Regions from separate parts of the Mus musculus genome. Here region 2 is linked to region 1. The links are chromatin loops, found by intact Hi-C in ENCODE. Cell type or tissue: left cerebral cortex. All regions are shown on one strand. Each heading gives the region's core, and the rest is flanking DNA. Links, peaks and the distances in the headings are about the cores only.

What was found. A loop is a pair of places that touch in the nucleus more often than their neighbours do. Peaks named below come from ENCODE experiments on the same cell type or tissue, not always from the same donor. Only the 100,000 strongest peaks of a DNase experiment are listed, where the experiment ranks them.
Region 2: a loop joins it to region 1, with 2.3 times the contacts of the local background. A loop is called at or near these places in 2 of 42 quality-filtered maps.

Annotation. Positions count from the first base shown.
Region 1 is chr7:40,120,553-40,125,939 of GRCm38, reverse strand. No RefSeq gene overlaps it. Among named protein-coding and RNA genes, the nearest start is that of Gm38996, 170 kb to the left of the region's middle. In left cerebral cortex, for the core only: no CTCF peak of the experiment used is centred there; a DNase peak (open chromatin) is centred at 2,444.
Region 2 is chr7:40,199,912-40,205,298 of GRCm38, reverse strand. No RefSeq gene overlaps it. Among named protein-coding and RNA genes, the nearest start is that of Gm38996, 93 kb to the left of the region's middle. In left cerebral cortex, for the core only: no CTCF peak of the experiment used is centred there; a DNase peak (open chromatin) is centred at 2,464.

The DNA.
Region 1 (5,387 bases), core at 147-5,146:
GCCCAGTGAAGCCTCTCTCAGTCATAAATAATAAGGAAAAAATTACAGCATGTCATTTGCAAGAGAATGGTTGGAACTGGTGCTTATTATTTTTAACCAAAATTAGTCAGAAACGTACAGGCAAATATGACACTTTCTCTCTTATACCTAGAAACAAACAAACAAAAAAGTTTGGAAATAGCTGTTGGGTTCCTAGAAATGGGAAGGTGGTCCAGAGAAAAGGAAGAGGAAAGAGAGGGTTGGAGGTTTGCATAGACAATCATGGAAATATCTCATGCAATCTGTTCATTTGACCAATTAATAAATACTGAATAAATATAACTTATAAAAGAGTTAGCATGACCCATGATTTCTCTCACTTTGTGTGTCATCCTTGTAGTCTTGTGTGCACGAATTCCCACCACTACAATACTGTCTGCCCCAGGGCCTCATTAGAGCCAAGCAGATGTCAATGCCATGCTCTTGAAGTCCAATTACTATGAACTAAGTAAACCTCTTTCCTTTATAAACTACTCACCTTCGGGCATTTTGTTACAGCCACAAAAGTTAAACAAATACAGTGACCTATTTAGCAGATTACATTAGTATAATTAAGCTATCATTTGCAAAAAAAAAAATTAAGAGCATTAAAGCTATATCTATCTCTCTATATATTTATTTATTAAATTATGGAATTGGTTACATATTTTAATAAATGAAACTATGAAAATAAAGCATGTAGAGAAATTTTAGCTATGATTAATGTAGGTATTCTAAATGTAGCATCAAAAGTAGCGATAACTACACGTCTTTGAAACAATTTTTTAAAACATGGTTTATGCCAAAGAAAACAACAACAACAACAATATCTATAGCAAAGTCAAAGCAATAATTAAATCCAAGAAAAATTATCAATTCATATTTGAGATAAGAGACTAATACTCATAGCATGGTACTTATAATAAATTAATTGGAAAAAAGTCAGCTACATAATAGAAAAGCACTGTGCAGTCATTTCATTTGAATTGAAGCATTATTTCCTGAATGGGAGAAAGGAGGTTCATAAGAATAAAGGGAGATTATAAGACACAGGAAATAAAAAATGTACAAGGCCTAGATTGTCCCTGTGACTTGCAAGATTCATAAAACCCTTTCATAAGGTTATAGAAAAAAGTAATGTATGCTGAGGAGAAAAGACTGAGTTGCCTGCCTGAAAGCTAAGCAGAGGACTCTGAAGGTTTAGCTCTCTTGAGTCATCAACCTCACTGGGGTGGGATTTATGGTGATGTAGCTGATCTGGCATCACTCATGTTCCTATAAACAACTCCAGTGAATTCACTGGTCCAATTAGTTAGACTCAGGTAGTAGCATTGGTCTGTCAAGGGTGTTCTCTTTCAAGTGAATACATGTTTGTTTTTGTGTCTCCAAGAAAGTCATACAATGATATCCACAGTTTGTAATTAATTGGAAATACCAGGTACACCCTGGGATTGGTCACAAGAAATGAATGGCACGAAACAAATACAAATGGCTCTTGGGCATATCTATCCCTGTGGATAAAATTTCCCACGTGAAAGTGGTGAGAATCCATGCACAAATCAAGAATTAACAACTACAGGAAGCCATTTTCACATAGAGACCACTACATAGAGGCCAGGGTTAGGGTAAGGGTTGGGAGGAGTCAAGGCCACATAGAGAGCACTGCATAGAGGCTAGGGTTAGGGTTGGGAGGTGTCAAGGCCACAGAGAAGGAGCTAGAATCTCAGGAAGACCATAGAAAGACACCGAGAAAAGGCCAGGTTACCGAAGTAAAGTTTTCCAAAGCAGAAAGATTCAGCAAAAGAGATGAACACCTCCCCTTCCTCCTTGGTCCTCTCTTTTGTTCTACCACTGCCTCCTCACACCCACACTTAGGGAGAAACCAGTTGCAAGAGAACCTGGTAAATGAAGTTCCTTGTACTCCAAAGATAGTGAAAGTCTGGTCAAGTAAACCTTACAAGACACCAGCTCCCATGTCAGAGGAATTTGAAGTCTACACAAGTGAAAGCCACTGAGGGTTGAGATAAAGTTGAAGGAGGTTCCTGCAGAATTTGCTGCACTAAAGCTTTCTGGTACCACCTGTAAGCAGAAGTTCAGAGACAAAGGAATTACCCCTTAGCTTTTATGCCTAGGCAATTTGAGCCACAACATGTAGATCTTCACACCGAGTCAGTCATTCAAGGCACAGGCAGAGATTCCTAAGAAATCTATCAGACCCACAACACTCAGCAGGCTCCATTTCTGCCTTGATTGAAGTAACAGAAGAAGGACTGTGGGGCAGGAATGCTGGGGAAGGAGAGGAGCTACGAGAGGTAGACTTCTTAGCAAGTCTAACTAGGAAGCTCTTCCCTCCAGCTGATATCTGATTTTCCTTCCACTCCATATGGCTTTAGTTCACAATTTTTAAATATCCGGGTCCCTTATGGAAAATGTGTTTCTGAAAGATAGTGCAAAAATAGAAAGGAAAACAGAATTTGTTACTCAGTTAACATGGCAGCTGATTCCAAATCATATTTTTGGTGAATCAAAACTGCTGAGGCTCCAGGAAGTTTGCTCTTGGCTGCCAGCAGACATATGAATGGGGAACAGAGATATTTTCTAATTGAAAATCCACAGGAAAGAACATCATGCTACATGCCCCAGCAAGCACTGCTGAGGGTCTGTCCTACTGGGCTGCCCCAGCTCTCTTTTGGCCATCAGAGCATTTTCTTTTGGCACCTAGAGCCTGCCCTGCTTAACGTGATGCATTTAATACTTTATGAGAGAACCTTCATCTCTCTCTAAGGTGGTGCCCAGCTCTTCAGGAGTACCTGCAGGAAGGCAGCTGGAGCCAGGCCGTCATGGAGCTGTCATAATTTATCTCTATATGCTGTAGAAGTGCATCCCCATGGCTTTGGTTGGCTAGCACTGGAAGCCACAAACTTGAAGGTTACCTCAGAGGAAAAAGTCCCACAGGCTACACAACCTAGGTTTTCCTGCTGTCAAGTGTCCCAGATCAGTACCACCTCAGCTCAGCCTTCAGAAATAGGTGTCAAATAGTTCTTCTCAGTCTCACAGGAGTGGTGAAGTGTGTATTTCCCCAACCCCTCTTTTGTACAATTGGAGACAAGTTCTCAAGTTCCATCTTTATGGAAGACAGCATCACAGTCTGAAAGCTCCCTACAGAGACTTCAGTAAAGAATAAAATAAGAAAATAGTCAATGTTCAGCTAAATATGAGTGTTATGGTCCAGGAAGGCAGACCCAAGTTATCCTGAAGGATACACACACTGAGGAAAAAAGAATATGAACATTTATAGACATAGAACAAAACAAGCGTACATGCTACATTCAAAATAAATGCATTGGTGGTGGCTTTATGGAGGCAAGTGTAGTTTGCTTCTCTGTTCTTGTGATAAAATTGACAAAATGAAACCTGGGGAGGAGATGGCTTACTTCACCTTACACTTTCAGTTCATAATTTATCACTGAGAGAAGTCAGAACAGGAACTTGACCCAGGAACTAAAACAGAGACCATGGAAGAGCACTGCTTACTGGCCTACTTCTCTGGCTTGCTCAGCTATGTTTCTTATATAGCACAGATTCACTTGCCTAGATATGGCACTGTCCACAGTGGTCTGATCCCTCCAACATAAATAATCAACCAAGAAAGGACATGACCATAGACCAATCTGGTGGCAACTCAAGTGGGGTTCCCTCCTCTCCGGTGACTGTAGTTTGTGTGAAAAATTAGATAGCACAGTAAGCTATAGCAAGGTGAAGAAATCCTTTCCATAGATTTCACATGCCATCTGGAACCATTTTCAGATCTCGAGTTGATGCACAATAGAGGTATGCTAAGGCTATTGATACACTCTAAGAGGTTTGTCTAAGTCACAATACTTGGTTTTGTTTCAGTGTTTCTATGATAAAAACACACTGGCTGAAGCATCTTGGGGAGAAAGATTTCTTTGTAGCACAATTCTAGTTACAATGTATCACAGCAGGGAAGTTCAAGAAACTTGAAGCAGCTGTTGACATCATATCCACAGTCCCAAGCAGAGAACAACAAATCAATGTATTCATGGTACTCATCTGCTCATCTTGCACTTCCATCCTTACACAATTCAGGGTAATTCAGCCCAGGCGATTGTGCTACCCACACTGGGTGGGCCCAGACTGTATCAAGTTAACAATTAACGCGAAGCATCAGATACAAATGAGGGTAGTAAAGAAGCTAAGATTTCTCAAAGTAAACCTGGCTGTAGACCTACCTGGTCATGGTCAGGGTCTCCAGATTACAGGAATCTGGTATATGTAGATATGGCTTCTTCAGAGAACTCCAGCCTCACACTTCCAACCTTTTCCAGGATAGAAGTGTCAAGGATTGTTGTAAATCTGCTGCCTCGGTGTCTTGATTCCCTCCAGTGGTGCCCACAGACATGCTTTGGACTTCCCTGGCATTTCCACTCTCCCTTTCATCCTTGTGAAACATTCTGCCAGGCCCTTTTACTCTTGAATTTGAGGCCTGCAACATGGTGTGAGGTGACAGAAGAGAGAGCTTACCTCTCTGCCCAAGACTTGGGAGGTAATATACGATCTCTCCCACTCCTGCCCAGCGCAGCCGAGTGCACCTCAGCTGGAGCAGATGGATAAGGGTGGGAGAGCATGTGCTCATTGTGTTTCCCAAGGGCTGCAGCAGCTACAACATTCTGTTGTGTGGCCTACCCTACCTTCATTTTTCTCTGCCTAAGTCCCAGACTTCACATCATTTTCTTTAATGTGCTATCTTCTAAAATTAGCTAGATTCAGTGGTTATTTTTGAACATGAACATAATCTTTTATTTTAGATGGAAATTGGCTCAGTAGAAAAATATACTTAATTATTTTTATTAGTATTAGTATTAATTATATAATAAAATTTTGTTATAACATTTCTACATGCATATACTATATGTTTTCTATGGCCATCCCTCATTATCCTTTTTGTTTTAAATTTTTCTAGTAATTTATTTATTTTTATGTGTTTGGGTGTTTTGCCTACATGTCTATCTACCACATGTGTACAGTGTCCGCAGAGACCAGAAAGGGCATCAGATTCCATGGTACTGTAGTTATCAATAGCTATGAGTCACCATTTGAATGCTAAGAATCCAACCTGGGTCCTCCACAATAGTAGGTAATACTTTTAATTACTGATCTATCTCCCCAGTCCCTCACTATCCTATTTCATCACTCTCTTGCTCTCTCTGTTTATCTTCCATAACCCTAGTAGTCCCCTTGTGACTTTCATGCTCCTTTCTTCCCACAAGAAAAACATTCAGTATTTGAACTTATAAGTTAAGACATTCAGTATTTGAACTTATGAATCTAATTTACTTTCCTTAAAT
Region 2 (5,387 bases), core at 279-5,278, 79 kb before region 1:
AGATTTATTAAAAGAGAGGTGATGTGACACATTTATAATTATGTTAGGTGACATTGAAACTATCACAAAATGAATTACTTTGTTATACAATGAACATATGAACCCAACATATGTGAATGGCTTCTTTAGAATGCTTGATGAATTTTGTAGACACACAGAATTTTAAAGCAATAAAAAGGGGTTATGGTTAATTTTTAAGTTTCCTGAGAGGCCCTGCTAGAGCCTTACAAATACAGAGGTGGATGTTCACAGCCAACAATTGGACAGAGTGCAGGGTCCGCAATGGAGGAGTTAGAGAAAGAACTAAGGAGCTAAAGGGGTTGACAACCCCTTAGGAAAAACAACAATATCAATCAACCAGACCCCCCAGAGCTCCCAGGGACTAAGCCACCAACCAAGGAGTACACATGGCTCCAGTTGCTTATGTAGCAGAGGATGGCCTTGTCAGGCAACGATGGGAGTAAAGGTCCTTGGTCCTATGAAGGCTTGACAGATAACCCAGTGTAGGGGAATCGAAGGCAGGAGGCAGGAGTGAGTGGGTGGGTGGAGGAACACCCTCCTAAAAGCAGAGGGAGGGGGGATGGGATAGGGGGTTTCCGGGAGGGGAGGAAACTGGGAAAGGAGATAACATTTGAAATTTAAATTAAAAAATGTCTAAATATATATACATATGTATATAAAGAACTAGATATAAGTATGTTTTAGGAGCTTTGAATGTAGTTTAGCTGACAGAATGGTTGCCTAGCATTCACAAAGGACTGAGTTTGATTTCCAGAACAACATAAACCAGATGTGATTGTTGCATGTCTATAATCCTAACATTTGAGTACTGGTGCCAAGGGGTTCAAGGTCATCTTCAACTACACAGAGAATTTGAAGTTGGCCTGGACTATTGGCTCTCAAACCAAACAAAAAATACAACCAGTGTTTTAGTCTTCCATAGTGTTAGTAACGTGCCATCACAAATCTTTTGGATTGTACCTTCTAACACAGAGATGTGAACCTTTTGACCTTGGAATACAAATTCATCTAGAAGTCCATCGTGCCGTCCATATTCAGAGCTGTCTTGGGGCATTTGTGGTATATGGGCTGCAGCCTGCCTATGTCTGTGGAAATTCAGTAGCAAACAAAGCCTAACCAGCATTTATTGTGTGGCCATATGTCTTGTAAATTCTTCTTCTGAACAGAACAATGTGAATAATGTGATGACTTTCATACGTGGCCACCTCCGTCTTGGTATTTGTTATATACATTGTAGATTATAGGAATTTCTTAAAGCTTGTTTAGTTAAAAACTGTACTTTGTCCTTCTGTCCATTGAAGTCATTGTTCTATAAGCTTAATGGTCAGCTATTGATTTACAGGGAATTTCTTACATGCATGTGTTTCCTGTGTTACACATACGTCCCACGCACAAACAAGCCACTCTTGCTATTTTTATGTGGTGTGCATGTGTGTTAAACGTCTGTGTGAGGAATGCCTTTACCAATCACTCAGGAATTTGCAACTTTGCCTTTACTTAACTTTTTGTTTTTGCAGAGTTTGACGGTCAAGCAAGGTGAGACCTGAGGGTCCTTCTTAAGGGCTTTTCTGAGCATGTGCTGGCTGGGAACATCCACATTGTCCCATAGACCACAGATCTGTTGACAAATTCCCAGTGCCCAAGGCCTCACTGCCTAGGCTTTGCTTCACAAATGCTTGATGAAGATGGTTCTTCTGCTTTGTCCATTTGGAAATGCATGGCTAGACAAAGAGTGGCCTCCTCCCTGTTGGCGGTTCGGGACTTTTGAGCCTAAGTAAACTCTGAGGACAAGTGATTACTTAGACAAGAGATTACAAGACAAGTAAACCCTCAGGACAAGAGACCATAGCTCTTAAAACAAAAGTCTTACAGATCCAGCTCTCAGCTCAGACTGGCTCTAAGCACTGGCTGCCAGCAGTCTAACATACAGAGTGCTTAAATACCAGCAGCAGCTAGCACTGGCCACATCCAGTGCTGACCAGCATTGCTGCTTCTTTTAACTAATGATACTGAAGACCTCAGCTCTTAGCATCAGTGAGCACCAAGAGCAGTAGGGTGGGGCAGGTATCCAGACCCTTGCCTATAATACTCACTACTGCTCTGGAACTTGATTACTGATTAGGAAACTCCAGTCTCCCAACCTTGATTCCCTACAATCTCTGCCTTCACTGAGCTTTCTGCTATTTCTTACCTCCTATTTACCTTGTTGGTATTTCCACAGACCCTCAGCATCTGATACACTACCACTCTTGTCCATGGTTATTCTGCCATGCTTCTTCAGCTGCCTCTGCCATTGCTACAGCTGTCTACACTGTTTCTGTCCCTGCCTCTATTTCTGCCAGCTTTTTCAAGTTACCAGCTCAGACTGCCATAAAGATCACAAATTTAACGCCAGTTGGCACAAAGTCTTTAGAGAGGTTTAATGTTGCAACAGTTAGACAGACTTTCTTGAAATAGATATGGCAAACCCAAGAAGTATGTGAAGTGTCCTGTTAGCATACACAGAAAAAGGGTGTGGGACAGATGTCACAAGCAAATGGATGAAAACCAGCACACACAGCTCTGCATGTAAATGAGAGGCTGCAATCTGCTCTAGTCACAAACTTTCTGCTCAGGAAGATAAAGTTCTCCTCTGGCTTGAATGAAGACAGCTGCAGGGTCATCTATTAGTCACCCAGGGTTGTCTCTGTCTTGGGGCACTGTTTTCCATCACTGGTCTGGTCCATAAAGAATGGTCTGACTTGAGTGTGAATTCAGCCAGGCTACAGTGATTCTTGGAAGCTGGCTGGATATTTTCAGAATGATTGCAAAATATATGATGCACATGAGCAGACAAGAGGAAAACTCGATCTCTAACAAAGGGCCTATCAATTGGGTATTCTGGACACTTCTAATCATTTTCCAGAAGCATAAAAATGAATGCTTATGGGACTGAAGGGATCGCTGAGTGGTTAAGAGGGCTTCTGACTCTTGCAGAGGATTTGAGTTTGATTCCCAGCAACCGGGTTAAGTGGCTCGAGATGTAAGGAGCTTGGTAAGTACCCACACAGATGTACACAAACACCCACACACCCCACAACTAAAAATAAAACTAGATCTTTAAAACAAAACAATCAAACAAATGAAAAATGTTTAGGTCTGAATTGCTTGTCAGCCAACCTATTGTTTGGTGTAAAGTTTAGAAATGAGGTAGGTTGTCAGATGTGGCACAACGGAAATAGTAAGAGCTTGGTGGAATACGGCATGGGGTCATTGAAATATCTTTTCCTGACATATTGTAAGATGTGTATGGAACTGTGGTTTCACACAAGGGAATTGTAAATTTTAGTTGAAAACTTTGGTCACTCTTTTGAGTTTAACATTTAGGGTACATGTGATCTGCTTTTATTATGAGACTCTATAATGTTCTATTTCTGTGTGCAGTTTCAGAATGTTCCCACACAGCTTTTTTGTGGTGTCCTGCTCCCATTTTTCATTTTTTGAACATTCCAAATACTTTTTTAATGATTAGTTTTTTGTCAACTTGACAAAATCTAGAGTCAGGTAGGGTGAAGGAACCTCAACTGAGGAACTGCCTCCATTAGACTGGCCTATGGACAAGCAAGTATGTGGGGCATTTTCTTTTTTAATGACTGATGCAGGTGGTGTCACCCTTGGGATTCCAGTCTTGGTTTGTATAAGAGATCCAACTGAGAAAGCCATGAAGAACAAACCAGTAAGCATCATTCCCCCATGGTCTCTGCTTCAGTTCCTGCCTTAAGTTCCTGCCCTAAGAACCATCAGTAAATGACTGTGACCTGAGACATGTAAGTCATATAAACCCTTTCTTCTCCAAGTTGCTATTAGTCAGAGTGTTTATCACAGAAATAGAAAGAAAACTAGAACAACCTTTTACATTAATTAATCAGCTGTCCTACCTCTTTTTGTACCTTCAATTAAATAATTTGTTCTGTGATTATAAGAACGTTTTCTAAAAGGTGTTAATAAAGTATCAACACTGAATCAACAGCTCTAATAGTGTTCAATAGTGCTTGATCATAAACAACAATGATGAACAGTTCTTCATTCCTGTTCTGGGAAAACTGGGTGTGTCTCATCTATCTCATTCCCTTCTGAAGTTCTTAAGAATGCATTTTTTCACATACCAACCGATTCCCACAGTTAGTCTGAGGTGTTTATACCACATAAATGATTTTATTGAACATTACACTATTGATTTGACATCTTACTGCATTTAAATTTTTAGTTTCTCTCTCTCTCTCTCTCTCTCTCTCTCTCTCTCTCGTGTGTGTGTGTGTGTGTGTGTGTGCGTGTGTGTGTGAAATAAACCTGTGCTTGTCTCCCCCCCTCCAGAGAACTGTATGGATGAGAATGTGTTTGGCTTATTTGCACAGCACAGCATTATTCTTTTCTGCTCTATTTATGTGTGTGGTTCATGTGTTTATTCTATTTTCCTCTTTGGGATGAAGTTTATCCTTTCACCTTCTGACTCACTCTTTCACTAGCTCACCCAGAAACAGCCACTAGTCTTCATATTATTTAGAAGACCAAAACCAGATTTTAAATAACCTATTAATGTAACTAAAGACCTTAGAAAATAGTAACTAAGTATGTGAAATTAGTGAAAGAAAACTGAAAAGTATCATCATTTCTAATTTTATGCAAAAACAAGAACAAAACAGAAAAGAAAAGAATCACTAGTGAGCGAATGAGTTCAACTTATCCCCTGGACACTGGATGGCACAGCCTACCCCCTTAGCTACACACAGGACAGACTTCCTGATAATGCAACTTTGTGAACAAACTATCAGAAGAGACTATTAAGTCATACTGCAATACATGGAAACATTTCTTCACCGTGTGAAATATCAGGTTCCTTCAAGAATTCAAGCCAGTGATGTCAGCTTTCACGCTCTGTCTTCAGAAGAAGCTTAGAGCAAAGCATTTAATTTAGACAAGAATTTGTTCAAAGATTCTTTGAACATAGACTTTTATTTTTTAATAGCTAAATTATGGAATTGATTAACTAAAATCTGGGCAATTCCCCAATAAGAAATAATAAAATGATCACAGATATATTTGACATCTCCAGAAGCAACTATTTTACCAAATTTTTGTTTCGTGACCATCTCTACTTCAAAATATTGCCTATAAGTCTAGAGAGATGCTCAGTGTATATATATTCCTGAAAAGGCCAGTAAAAGGTGCCATATCCCCTGGAACAGAGGTTAGAGGTGGTAAACTATCTGATGTGAGTACAGGGAACCCAACCTAGGTTCTCTGTAATAAAAAATTAAGAGTGATAAGGGCCCTTAACCACTGAGCCTCTCTCCAGCCCTGATCCAGACATTTTATTCTGTCTACTA